3 separate regions of the Mus musculus genome follow, and all the other regions are linked to region 3. The links are chromatin contacts, found by Hi-C or POLR2A ChIA-PET in ENCODE. All regions are on one chromosome and are shown on one strand. The core of a region is the stretch at or near the end of the contact, and the rest is flanking DNA. Distances in the headings are between cores, read along the strand shown.

Evidence for each region. Hi-C counts contacts between places; a loop is a spot of excess contacts on that map. ChIA-PET counts read pairs that join two places held with the same protein, here RNA polymerase II (POLR2A).
Region 1: a map of gastrocnemius shows a loop between it and region 3 (2.0-fold over the local background). The contact joins the enhancer-like site here to the promoter of Cdca4 in region 3. A Hi-C loop is called at or near these places in 1 of 37 maps with a recorded cell type or tissue (gastrocnemius). POLR2A ChIA-PET finds 5 or more read pairs at or near these places in 1 of 5 experiments (embryonic stem cell).
Region 2: POLR2A ChIA-PET joins it to region 3 with 12 read pairs in embryonic stem cell. The contact joins the promoter of Brf1 here to the promoter of Cdca4 in region 3. POLR2A ChIA-PET finds 5 or more read pairs at or near these places in 2 of 5 experiments (Patski and embryonic stem cell).

What each region holds. Positions count from the first base shown.
Region 1 is chr12:112,651,691-112,656,023 of GRCm38, forward strand. Akt1 (thymoma viral proto-oncogene 1) reads right to left here. Exons shown (of 14, transcript NM_009652.3): 13 at 3,437-3,539; 14 at 2,131-3,087. The coding sequence ends at 3,008. Among named protein-coding and RNA genes, the nearest start is that of Mir6939, 5.5 kb to the right of the region's middle. Within about 2 kb of position 1,926, at least 1 of the 3 ENCODE cell types and tissues checked has a DNase peak (open chromatin) inside an H3K27ac peak, as active enhancers do.
Region 2 is chr12:112,998,533-113,002,636 of GRCm38, forward strand. Brf1 (BRF1, RNA polymerase III transcription initiation factor 90 kDa subunit) reads right to left here and starts at 2,089. Exons shown (of 18, transcript NM_028193.3): 1 at 1,641-2,089. The coding sequence starts at 1,824. It overlaps 9230104M06Rik (a long non-coding RNA gene), which reads left to right and starts at 2,192. Exons shown (of 3, transcript XR_001780729.2): 1 at 2,192-2,380; 2 at 2,825-2,894.
Region 3 is chr12:112,826,826-112,831,151 of GRCm38, forward strand. It overlaps Cdca4 (cell division cycle associated 4), which reads right to left and starts at 2,696. Exons shown (of 2, transcript NM_001359234.1): 1 at 2,481-2,696. It overlaps Gm52009, which reads left to right and starts at 1,876. Exons shown (of 2, transcript XM_030247054.1): 1 at 1,876-1,885; 2 at 2,183-3,451. The coding sequence starts at 1,876. The coding sequence ends at 2,967.

The DNA of each region.
Region 1 (4,333 bases), core at 676-3,175, 180 kb before region 3:
CATTGTCACCATTACTGTTGCGTAGCAGTTTTCCATCTTGGAGAGCTCTTTAAGACACAGGATGGTGAGGGTGGGGCATGGTAGAACACTCCTGCAGGGAAGCTCCTTAAGCTCAGCAAGCAAACTTGAGGGCTTTAGGAAGTCCCTGAAACTGACCACATTCACTAGGGCTTCCCCTCCCAAACGTTCTCAGATCAGCTGAGCTGCCTCGAGGCTCAGATCACTTTCTAGCCTGTTCAGCTGCCTGTAGTTTGTTTTGGGGTATGCTTTTGTGAGCTGTCACCCATGCCTTGGCAATGCAGCTGTCTTCTGAGTCATCTCTGTTCCTGTAAACAACCTATATTCTCATATGCCACTGTCAAACTCACTGGTCCTCCAGGTCGGGCTTTGGTGGTATCTGTACTCTGCTGTCATTGGTTCCTTAGCTGGGGTGAATAGGTGTTTGCTCACATCTCTCTAGTGCTATACTACAAACACTTAACTATATCCTAGAACAGAACTCAAAAGGTCTTGTTTCAACTCGGTTCCCATAAGACAAATAGTAAACTTTGCTCCCTCCTTTCTTGGCCTTAGTGTAGGTCATTTCCCTAAATGGAAACTATAGTCATCAAGTGGCTACACACCTCATTCCCACCGATCTCCACCCTAGCAAGCACCATTCTACTTCCTGCCTTATGAATTACTTACCTCATTTAAGCTTACCAGACCCTACCATGGCCACAGGGTCTATCCCCTATCTGCTCTGGTGGTTCAGGCTAGGCCAGGCCTGTCTTCGGGGAGAGGGTACCACTTCCCAAGAGCATTCCCTAGATGTCCGCTCTCACCTACAATGATCATGTTGGGCAGCTTTCATGAGTAACAGTGGGCTCAGGAAGAGAGCTTTGCCCACCTCTGTGTTGAGGGCACAACTTCAGGGCTCCCTCCTCTGTACTAGAGACACATACCTGAGGGGTCTTGTGGAAAGAGCAGCCTGTAGCCGGCCCAGCCCTGGCTTTAGCTGTGTTTGTTTCTACGTTTCAGCCACTTTAGGTAAGATTTAGTGCTAAGTCTGAGGGCCACAGAAAGCACTACAGTCCTTATTTCCTTCCTTCCTCCTTCCCTCCCTCTCTTCCCTCCTGACTGGATCTTGCTACATTGACCTTGCTGGCCTTGAACTCAAGTGCTAGGACTAAAGGTGTTTACCCAGCCGGTGTTGTCTATAAATCTTACTTCAAAGTCAGTAAGTGCTGGGCAGTGGTGGCGCACGCCTTTAATCCTAGCACTTGGGAGGCAGAGGCAGGCAGATTTCTGAGTTCGAGGCCAGCCTGGTCTACAAAGTGAGTTCCAGGACAGCCAGGGCTATTCAGAGAAACCCTGTCTCTAAACAAACAAACAAACAAACCCAAAGTAGGCAATGCTGTGTACGGTTCCAGAGGGCTTGTGGTCATCTAGAGAAAATCTTTGGCTGTTATAGAAGTGGATATTCTTATTTTCCAGAGGTCCAGATCATCACCCACCCTAACTTTGCAGGAGTCAGACACCATCCCAGCAAGGCCACCAGCCACTAGGCTCTGTATATGTGTAGTCCATGCCTTAGGGGAGGCCATCTGGCTGGAGGCCTCTAAATGTTTTGCTGAGCAGTTGCTGTTGCTTGCTGCAGTTCCACCAGTAGTCACCAGGTGTCACCAGCAACATACTCAGTATATCTTGGTGGCGGCTTGGACTCAGGATCGCAGACACTCTAGAGTGACCTTGGTTCCTGTCACCTCTGTCCAGACCCAGAACAGTCCCCAGTTCTGTTCAGTCACAGATGTGCTATGTCACCTCAACCAAAGCCTCCTGAGCCTTTTTGAACTGTATCGCCAGCGCATTATCCTTCCTGGTATCAGGGCCTGGCTTATTGCTCTGCCAGACACACGACAGCTGGGGCTGGCAGGTGTCTTAGATGGCCAGGGAGGGTCACTGCAAGAGTAGACTCCAGAGACAGTCAAGATCCTCCCACTTCTGTCAGGAGTGTCCTGCCATGAGGACGACATCCCCTGGAGCCTCAGGGACCAGTTCCCAGGACCCACCCTGATGTGACCCCAGCCACACCCCTTCACCTCCCACCCACTAACAAGGCTGTGACGCTCCACACCAGAAAGCAAACCACAAGCTTGAAAAGCAATTTTTATTGAATTTGGAGGGACAGTTTCTTATTATAATAGTAAAAATGCTGAAGCTGAATGTTGTAAAAAACGACATGGTGCAGCAATGGCCAGCGTCTGGCCGGGAGGGGACAGGCCAGGGTGACGGACAGCGGGAGAGGGAAAGCATCTAAAAGGACAAGTGCTAGGAGAAGGGCTCACGTGAGGCAGGCGCTCCCAGGGTACCCGCTAAGAGCCACCACGCGGGAGCGGGTGCGGGAGGGCAGGGGCTCTCCTGTCACCAAGATTAAAATCCCCTAAATGTCTCTGAACAGCATGGGACACAGCAACAAACTGGATTCTTGTTCCTCTGTCAACCTCACTTGAGCCCTGGCCATCCCATCCAGCCCTAGGGCTGAAGCAGCTGTGACCTCTCCCCGCCCAGAGGGAGAGGGCCAGTTAGCATACCACAGGGGGGTGCTTCTGGTGCCTTCTTGCTGGACTTTGGCCCTGGACCCTAGAGACAGGTGGCGGCCAGGGTGGACAGGCCAATGGGGGCAGTGACGGGACCCACCCAGACCCATGAGCCCACATTGCACATGGTCGCGTCAGTCCTTAATAGTTTTCTACATGAATCTAATTGTTCTGGGCACTGAGGCCACATGTGTGGTCTCAAACTGGATGAAATAAATTAAGAAAAACCCCAGGATAGTTTTCCTCCTGACCTGGCTGGGAGGTAGGCTGCTGCCCACAGTAGAAACATCCTCCCCTGGTCCTGGAGGCTGGCAAGGTTCCTCCCCAGCGCATCCGAGAAACAAAACATCAGGTTCAGATGATCCATGCGGGGCTTCTGGACTCGGCAATGCAGAGGAGCGTGGAGCTGCCAGCCGCTGCCCCAGGCCTCAGGCTGTGCCACTGGCTGAGTAGGAGAACTGGGGGAAGTGCGGCCTCCGCTCACTGTCCACACACTCCATGCTGTCATCTGTGGGCCACAGGAGGGCTCAGACCATCTCTAGAAACAGCCCGCCCACCTGACACATGCCAGAGGATACAAGGGGGCCCTGTGAGGGGGCAGTGACTCTGGCCCTCAGAACACTCCCTCCCTCCCCGCCAAGCTGCTACCACCCTCCAAAGGGTTTGTTTGATTCTTTTAGTTTTGGGGCTGAGAGAGAGCTTAGTGGTTAAGAGCACTGGCTGCTCTGGTAGAGGACCCGGGTTCAGTTCCAGTGCCCACGTGGCTACTCACAACCACCTGTTAACTCCAGTTCCCCCCCAAAAAAAGCAGGAGTGCAAGCCAGACACTGAGGGGCCATGGAGTGGGGTGGCCTCACCTTGATCAGGCGGCGTGATGGTGATCATCTGAGCTGTGAACTCCTCATCGAAATACCTGGTGTCAGTCTCAGAGGTGACCTGGGGCTTGAAAGGTGGGCTCAGCTGAGGAGCAACAGAAGGCCTGGTTACTACTGGGTTCCAATCCCTCCATCCTCTCTGGGCAATACTGACCTTATCGGGTGGGCACTAGCACTAGGGAACAGCTCTAGGAGATGGAACTGGGTAGGGCAGTGTAGGCAGGGGAGAGCAAGCCCAGAGATGCCCAAAGTGACGAGAGGGTAGTGACTGCCCACCTCCAGGCAGTGGGAACTCCGTTCTCTGGTTGTCATTTCCCTTCTGAGTTTTTTTTTTTTTCTTCCCTTTCCATTTTTTGAAACTGGGGTTCTGTGTAGCCCTAGGAACTACCTCTGTAAACCAGGCTGGCCTCAAACTCAGAGATCCACCTGCTCCTGCCTCCCAGGTGCTGGGACTAAAGGCACACAGTGGCACCACCACAGCTGTGGCAGGACTCAAAGCAGTCTTCAGGTGAGCTCGCCTGCCTCACTGACAGCCCATGAAGAAGATAAGCTGCAGAGTGGTGTATGCACTGGAGGCTGCTAACATCCTTTTGGGTCTCACAGGCAAGGACCCTCAATTGCCATCCCTCCCAAATCTGGTGTGAGGGCAATGCGGACTTCATGGGATCTCTAGTTGAGTGTGGGCAGGAAAGGCATGCCATCCACACCCCCACATGCTGCTGGCCCCGTGTTATCTAGAAGGTACACTCAAGGCAGGGGGTAACAGGGCACCCAACACATCAAGGTAGAGTGTTGAGACCACCTGCTGTGTCCCTCATCAGCCTGGGCCAGGGGTACTTAGGAGCTGAAGAGAATCACACTTAGGGGTGAGTACAAGGG
Region 2 (4,104 bases), core at 839-3,338, 170 kb after region 3:
CTGAGAGTGGTAATCCCTTGGCCAACCTGGTTAGCTAGAGTAGCCGGAATCAGGAGCCCCAAGTTCAGCAAGAGACCCTGACTCAGTAAAGTGGAGAACTATCAAGGAGGGTTCCTGATGCCAACTTTGGGCCTCCTTACTCATGTGCCCACACATACATGTATGCCTGTGCACACACACACACACACACCACACACACAGCCTCAGCCGCACAGGGCATGGTGTGCATGCTTGTAATCCCAGTACTTAGGAAACTGAGGCAGGGGAGGCTGCTAAAAGTTCAAGGCCAACCAGTCTACACAGGAACATCTTGTCTCAAAAAAAAACCCAAAAAGTTGGGTCTGGTAGTACAGGTTCATAACTGCAACTACTTAAGAGGCTGAGTCAGGAGGACTGCAAGCTCAATGCTTGCCTGGGTTACTGATTAAGTTCAAAGCCAGCCTGGACAACTTGTCAAAACCCTAACTCAAAGTAAACCATAAAAAGCTAGGAACATAGAGAGCTCAGTGGCACTGCACTTGCTTAGTATGAGCAAGACCTGGGCTCCAGCTCCATACACACAATACATATAAATATGCAAATACAGTTACATACAGTCCAAGGGAAAGAGATTACAAATACACTAGTCCATAGAGGAAGGCAAAAGCTGGATGGCTCACAATTCTGATCGCAAAACATTAAATGTAAACAAAAGGTCAGGCTGAATGCACTACAGAACCCGGAGCAGACTCACACAGGGGGGCAGACAATGACCTCTGCGGAAGGAACAATGGTAACTCCATGTAAAAAAAAAAAAAGGAATCCTTTCAGCAAACTATGTGTGGAAAATGGTACCTCCGCAGACAAGAAAGGAGCCTCAGCCCGCACATCCCACTTTCCACAAGGCTTAACTCAAAAAATGTGGACTAGGCTTCCACTGACATAGGGATTTGGGAACTGTTTAGTGTGCCAGAGTCCCTGGGCTAGATCCCCAGTCTACAGAAAATAAAAACAAAACTGCGTAAAAGTGTAAACAATAACTTTTAGAAGACAAACGCGGTGACTCAAAGACATCTTAGATTCGTGACAAAGGAAACTCTCAAGAAAGAAAAGGCGACAAATTGGAATGCTTCAAAATGTAAAACCTTTGGTCAAAATAGTAACATTTGCCTCAAGAATCAGATATACAAAGAAAGACTTGGAAGTATAACTCACCTAGAGACTCGACATTCAACGGTTAGGAAACAAACCCTTATTTTAAAAAGATAAGGACTCAGGCGACTGGGCAGAGAATTGAGGCTGGGCACATCTTCTTCATAGCCCTTAGGGCAATGACACCTGTTAGAGTGGCCAACCGGATAAACGGAACCTGCGAGCCTGAAAGCCGTGCCTGTCAGATTTCGGGACCCAGCCCGACGACCTCCGTTGGACCGGACCGCGACGCTTGGACCGGGCAGATCGCGGAGTTTACATCGGCGTACGGGACTCGGAGGGGACCTGGCTGCAGATTCCCGGCCCGGCCCTGCCTCAGTTTCCCTGTCCGACTGCCCACGGTCTGTCACAGGACGACCTACTTCAGTTTCCCCGCCAGCCTCGACTCCTCCCTCGGACCTCGCACACGCAGCCCTGCCCGGCCCCCTCGCCCGAGCTGCAGAACTCACCGTCCAGCGACACGAACTGGCCGACCGCCGACGAGCCGCCGCCGCTGTTCTCCACGAACTGCACCTCGGACACGATGATGTTGTCCTCGAGCACCGAGCCGCAGCCCGTGCACACCGCATCGCCGCGCGCCGCATCCAACTCGATGTCCGTGCCGCCGCAGCCGCGGCAGACGCGGCCCGTCATGGTGGAGCCGCGGGGCCCCACCGGCCCCCCAGCCGCTCAGCAGTCCGCTCTCCGCCCGCGGCCCTCAGCCCGCAAGGCCCGTCGCGCCGCCTCCGTCTGCGCCGCACTCTCGCGAGGCCGCCGGCGCCACGCCTGCCGATTCGTCGCGGCAGATTCGCCCAGCGCGTGCGGGCCGCGCTGCCTGCAACGGCCGCGCCCGCGGGACCGATAAAGGAACTCAAGAATCGTTGGGACGCTGGGACCGAACCGCCGACCTTCCGGGCGGCCGGAAGCAAAGCTCCAAACCTGGAACCCGGAGGCCTCGCGGGCCAAAAGCCAACAACGGGGCGGGACTGGAGGGCGGGCGAGAAGGGCGGGGCGGGGCGGGGCGGGGCGAGGAGCGCAGCCCGGGACCCGACTCGGGCCGTGGGAGGAGCCTAGGAGGAAATGCGGGCTGAGGGAGGAGCCTGGGACAGGGGCGAGGCTTAAAGTGACGGGGCCCGGAGTAGGCCGGTGGGTGGAGCTGGGACGAGTATGGGAGGAGCCTGTAGATGGCGCCGAGGCCACGAAGCTTTCGGTATGCGGAGCCGAAGGAGAGCCGATTGTCTGAGAGAGGAAATCTGGAAACAAAGTAGTGGGATGGGTTTGTGGGCGGTAACTTGTGTGCGGCCAAGGCCCGGCCCGTGGAGCCTGCACTGATTGGCACAATAGGCTTTGGGAGCGTCCTGGGCTGGATGTAGTGGGAGTAACTTGGGGAGTCAGCAAGCCCTAGAGGGCAGGATCAAGGACTGCCGGCGGGGCAGCGTTTAAGAGGGACCTGGAATGTTCTCCCAGACTCTGCTGCAGACACCTCATCCCCCATCCCTCAGTCCCAGGGTGAACAGTCTCTGGGACCACAGTTGGTCACCTCAACGCTGAGTTCTCAGCAGGACTTCCTATTTCCTGGCAGTAACGGGTCTGGGTAGTAGGGTAGTGAGCTCTGGGTAAAGTAGAGCATACACAGAACCCTCTGCATCCGCAGGCGCTGCTCACAATCTCAGCCATACCTGTCAGTCCTTGGGAAGTTTAGCAAATCTTGTGCACTACTACAGGTAAGAAACTCCAAAATTAGACTGCAGGATGCCACAGGAGCTCAAACTAAGAGGGAAGCATTGTAAATATGCAGACTTCTGATCAGCTTGCAAAACCAGCGTTATCAACACAATTTAGAAGAAGAACAAGAACAACAACTTGGAAAAAGCCGATTGTGTTGGTGCACACCTTTAGTCCCAGCACTCCAGAGGTAGGGGCAGGTGAATCTCTGTGAATTAGAGGCCAGCCAGGACTCTGTTTTATACATAGAGTAACCCTGTCACAAACAAACAAACAGAACTTGGGAGGGATCTCCTCAAAACATAGCAAAGGAAGGGTTGGTGAGATTGCTCGTCAAGTAAATGCCAAGCAAATCTGTCTGCCTTGCTTGAGTTCAATCCCAAGAACTCTGGTAAAGGCGGACTGAGAGAATTTACTCCACAAAATTCTCTTTTGACCTCCACACATGTACCCTCTCACCATCATGTGCACAATACATATTAAAGTCAAATGGCAAATGAAGGAATTGAAGGATTTGGAGTGCTGCACAGTTCCTGTGCTCTCGAGTCACCCCAAGGGATCCCAAATCAACATGTCATTGAATGCCTCAAAAGGTCCAGGACAGCCAATGGTATGTCCGGAAAAAAAACAAAAACAAAGCAATACTCCAGAAACCCAGAGTGAAGCACTCACAGGAGCTCCTGGTTCCCTATACAGTTGGTGTCTTTAGGAGATAACCATGGTCAGAGTCCCAAGGTGGAGGACCAGGGTCCTTCAGACCTCCTCACAGATGCCCCTGAGCCTTGTCCCTTCTCAGTGACCCCAATGTACATTGCAGTAAGACAAGTGCTAAGAAGGGAAGAGCAGCAAGTTCTTCAGCCCCTACAGAGGAACCAGGTGGAGCCCTATCTTCTTTGGAGGGCCTGGGGATGCTTCCCTGCCATTCTATCTTGAAAAAGGCTCACCCAATCTGAGTCTTAAAGAGCAAGAATATCTTGCTCTGCAGGGGATAAACATGAAAAGGTGAGCTTATCACTCATGAATGCCATTGTGTAGAGAGAAAACATAGCTCAGAGCTGGGGGTACCCCCAAATGCTTCATCATGGAGAAGTATTAGGCGTACCACAAAGAGAAGAGAGTGCCTGTGTTAAACCCCTTTGCTCTGCACAGATTCTGCTATGGATTCTGCTATACCACTGCTTTACCCAATCCACTCATTAGCCTTGCGTC
Region 3 (4,326 bases), core at 1,446-3,945:
ATTAGTAGTAGGGCAGAACCATTTTGAAGGCCCTTAATAAACACATCAAAAAACTGGTTTCTAAGAAGCATATGCCCTCACCATGTATATTTGCTATCAAACTACCCCTGATTTACTTTGTAAATTAAACACACTCCTCGCTGTGCCTTTTCCTTCGGGTATACACAACTTTTGCCAGCAGAGCTTTAACCAGCAAACGCTCCCTGTCTTGCCTCTGGCTCCTAAGTGCTGGGACTAAAGGCGTACACCTGCCTTTGTGGAACATTTTTGTTTTGTGATTTTTTGGTTCTTTCTTGTTCACCATCCTCACATGTAAAGATTTTAAACAAGGTGTCTGGAAACATCACTGACAGATGATAAAGGTTGGGTACCCAGAACTCACATGATGGCTTACAACTCCCTATACCTCCAGTTCCTTGGATCCAATGTCCTCTGTGGCCCCAGAAGGTATATATACACATGCACACCAATAAAAGTAAAATAATTAAGCCTGGAATGAAATGTACTCTTGTCTGCTTATCTGTCACTCTAGGACACAAGCCATAAGAGAACAGGATGGTGACAGAGTAGCTTCTAGAAAGACAGCAAGACGGAAGAGGGGGCTTGAGGGTGAAGGCCTACATCACCAGCACAGGTTGTGACTAGCCCTAATGGTACCTGCAAAGGGCTTTCCTACACCGCCTGGGCACAGCTTCCTCATGGCCACCTGTGTGCCTGACCTGATGTTGCTTAACCCTTCTAATGAAAGACGACAGGAAATTCTCCCTGCTAAGTTCTGTATAAATTACGTTCCACATCTCACACCTATTTCCAGATGGCCAGAATCGCTTTCCAAGTCTAGGTAAATGTCTGACATTCCTTCAGTCCAAAGCTAAGTCAAGGCACAATGGTGCCCTCCAATTTTCCCCACCCAAGCACTGGCTGAACAACAAGAGCCAGGCATTCTGGGGGCTCAGATAGTGTTGAGGCCGGTGGACAGTAAAGTGGAAGTGAGTGCTAACTACCCTACAACAACCTGAGGTAAAGAGACGGCCCAGGACTCCACAACCATCATATCTTGGAGCCGTCCTACCTCAGTGACCATGTGGGAGCAGCTTCCTGGGCTCTGACCATCCACTAGAGTCTTGGTTTTACCTGTGCAGATCTATGACAACCCAGGCTTGGATTGTAACCGCAAGCAAGCATTCATCTGGATGTTGGATTTTTTTAAGGAGAACCACAAGTTAATGGTTTCCAAGTTGGGCATGGTGGCAGACTTGGGAAGCAGAGAGAAGGAGAGTAAGGTTGTTTCTGGTTGCACTGTGAGTCTGAGGCCAACCTGGCCTGCAGGAAACCCTGTCTCAAAAACAAAACGAAAATCACAACTGTGTTAAAATACTTCCTCAAAGAGCAACTGGGGCGAGGGACTAGTTGGAAAAATCCTGGGGCCAGTGAACTTGATGGTCCTTTGATGGAGTTTATTGTCCCACTACGTCTGCTTCAGACTTTGTATCAGTGACCCTTGGAAGGATGTGGGGCTTTCTTATGCCTGCCTGCCTGCCTTCCTTTTAAGACTAGCACCTCTAAAATGGGGAGATTTCTGAATGCATTAGGTTGATGAGACAAACGACTATGCTTGCAGAAAACGTTTCCCAGAATCGTTTAGATCAGTGTCCAGCTCAGCTCTGCCATCTCGTATGTCAGATACAAAGGCCACCAGGAGGAAATACGCGGGTGCTGTACGTCTGTTTCAAGTGCTGGAAGAAGTCCCTTCCCTGGTGACCCTACCTAGGGGAGAAAAACTTTAGAAAAGGTTTCTGGAGGCTTTTTCTAGTTACAATTGGCCTCAGGACAGGCTAGCAAAGACAGAGCCCGGGTTCCGGCCAAGTTCCACCGATGCCAGGCAGTACCTACTAGGCCATAAATGATGAGTTTGGAAGGAAGTGGGGTCTACTGCAGTAGGGGAAGGGCAGGCAACACAAGACACTTCTCAAGGGAATGAAAATCCAAGAAACAAAGAAAAGAGCGCAAGGCCAACACTCACCAGGCGGGCGGCTGCACGGAGCCCACCCAGCCCTCCCGGAATCGGGAATCGGTCCCTGGCCAGCAGACAGACGGTTGGGGCTCGGCGCTGCTAAAAGCCAGGGAAGGTCCAGTCCCCCGAAACTGCGCACAGCAAGCGGCGGCCAGCTCGAAAGGTGAGGTGGAAGACCGACGCGGGGTGAACCAAAGAAGAGGGGACCGCGGAGAAAGGCAAGGCCACGGGAGGAAGAGAGAGCGGAAGCAGGGGAGCGTGGGCGGAGGGCGGGACGGCCAGCTCAGACCCGCCGCTCCGGCTCTCGGTATGTGTCACTCAACACGCCGCGGCGTCGTGAGCGCCGAAGGGCGGCCGGCGCAGGAAGCCCGAGGACCCTGAGGCCGCCCGACCGCCCCGGGGGTGCTCTGCGCCGACGCCGCCCATGCCGCAGAAGCTCGAAGGCGCAAACCAGCTACACACTTACCGGCGCCGCAAGGCAGACCCCGCCACTCCTTCGGGCACCCGGATCGGTCAGCGCCCACAAAGGGTCGCCATGGCGCCGCCGCACGAGCGCCGATTGGTGGCGTGCGGGGTGGAGCTTTGTTCAAACCCACGCAAGGCGGAGCCTCGCCGGCCGCGTCTCCCGCGCTTCGGCCTCAGCCGTTAGGCTCGCGCGCTGGGCCGCCCCGCCCCCGTTCCCAAGTCTCCCCGCGCCCCGCCCCGCCCCCGATCCCTTGTTTGTCGACGGCTCGACCCGTTCCCAGGGTTCCGCGCGCTCCGCTCCCAGGGTTCCGCGCGCCTGGCCACCGCCCCAGTTCCCAGGTCTCCTTGCGCCTGGCCCCGCCCCCAGGGTGCTTGCCGCGCCCCCTCGCGCCGGTGCCCGAGTCTCCTTCGTTATCCTGGCCCTCCTGACTCACAGCGGGGCGGTTAATGCCAGCCCTGGGCATGGCCGATGTCTACACCTTCTCTGAGACATAGAAGGGTTGAACGAGGCTCGGTGGTGGCATCCCTGAACAGGTCCTGGTTCGAGTTCCAACTGAGAAAAATTAAAATATAAGGTCCTGGTAGTGCACAAGATCTTAACGAGGACACCAAGTCCGGACGGCGTTGGTTGGGGGATGGAGTGAGGTGGGAAGGTGAGTGGATGCAGAATGTTCAGTGGGGATGCCACATTAGCACAGGGAGCAAGCTCGTTTGCTGGAAAAGACTGGAAACTCCTTCCGACCGGGACTTCTAATGAATGAGCGTTCGAGAGAAAAACCGGTGCCATAAGAGAAAGTATACGGCATACACATCACATCGTGTCTTTGTGGCTTCGTGGTTCACCTAAGCTCACTAATGCATTCCCATTCCTGGGCATACTTGCCCTTTATTTGATGGAAAGGCATGCCATCAAACTTTGACCTGGATACTAGCATGGTTTTTCTTTTGAATTACTATTATTTTTGGATTTACTTATCTGTGTGTGTCATTGTTTTGTCTGCATGTATGACTGTATTTCATGTTCGAGCCTACAAGTGATTGTGGGCTTCAGTGTGGGTGCTAACAACCTTATCAGGTCCTTTGTCAGAACAGCAAGTATTCTTAATCCCTGAGTGTCTTGAGTAAGCTAACGTGTAGTTAGTATAACAAGTAGTGTAACAAAAGTTATGTTTCATTATGCTGAGGGTCATTCACACTCTCAATTCCTATGTGGTCCTAAGCCTGTCTCCCCAACACTGCTCACCTGTCTAGGTATCTTAGCTGAAGGTCAGGTCCAGGCTCTAACATAAGTCTCTGATCCTGGAAGGTTCAGGATCCTAGGGAGACTCTCCAGCTGCAGGGCAAATCAGGGTGGCTTCTCTCCAGATGTGCAGGACAGAGCATTGTTCTTGGTCTCTGCTTACATACTGTCCAGTAGATATGGGGTACTAGGACTGTGTCTGACTATCTTGAGTGAGCGATGTCACTGGGTTCTGGTTGCCAGGTGCAGCCTTGGGTGTAGTGGGGTTCCTGACTACGCTATTTTTACATGTGGGTCCTAGGGATCTTAGGTTCGAGGCTTGGTGCTAAACTCCTGCTGAACCCCCTCAGCTCCATTTTCATTTCTTTCATCTCCTTTTTGGGTACTGGCTAAAAGCCTAAGGCACAGTTTCCCTGAGACACAGTTTTCCTGAGGTTCTGTGCTTTCTGGTTTTTTTTTTTTTTTTTTTTTTTTTTACCTCCTTGCCCGACTTAAAAGACAGTTTTCTCATCTCCTCTTGGAGGCCACAGGTTTTTCAGCTTGTTTATCCTGTCTTTTTTTTTTCCCCTCTAAGTTTAATAAAATTGTTTATGACCTTCTTTCTGAA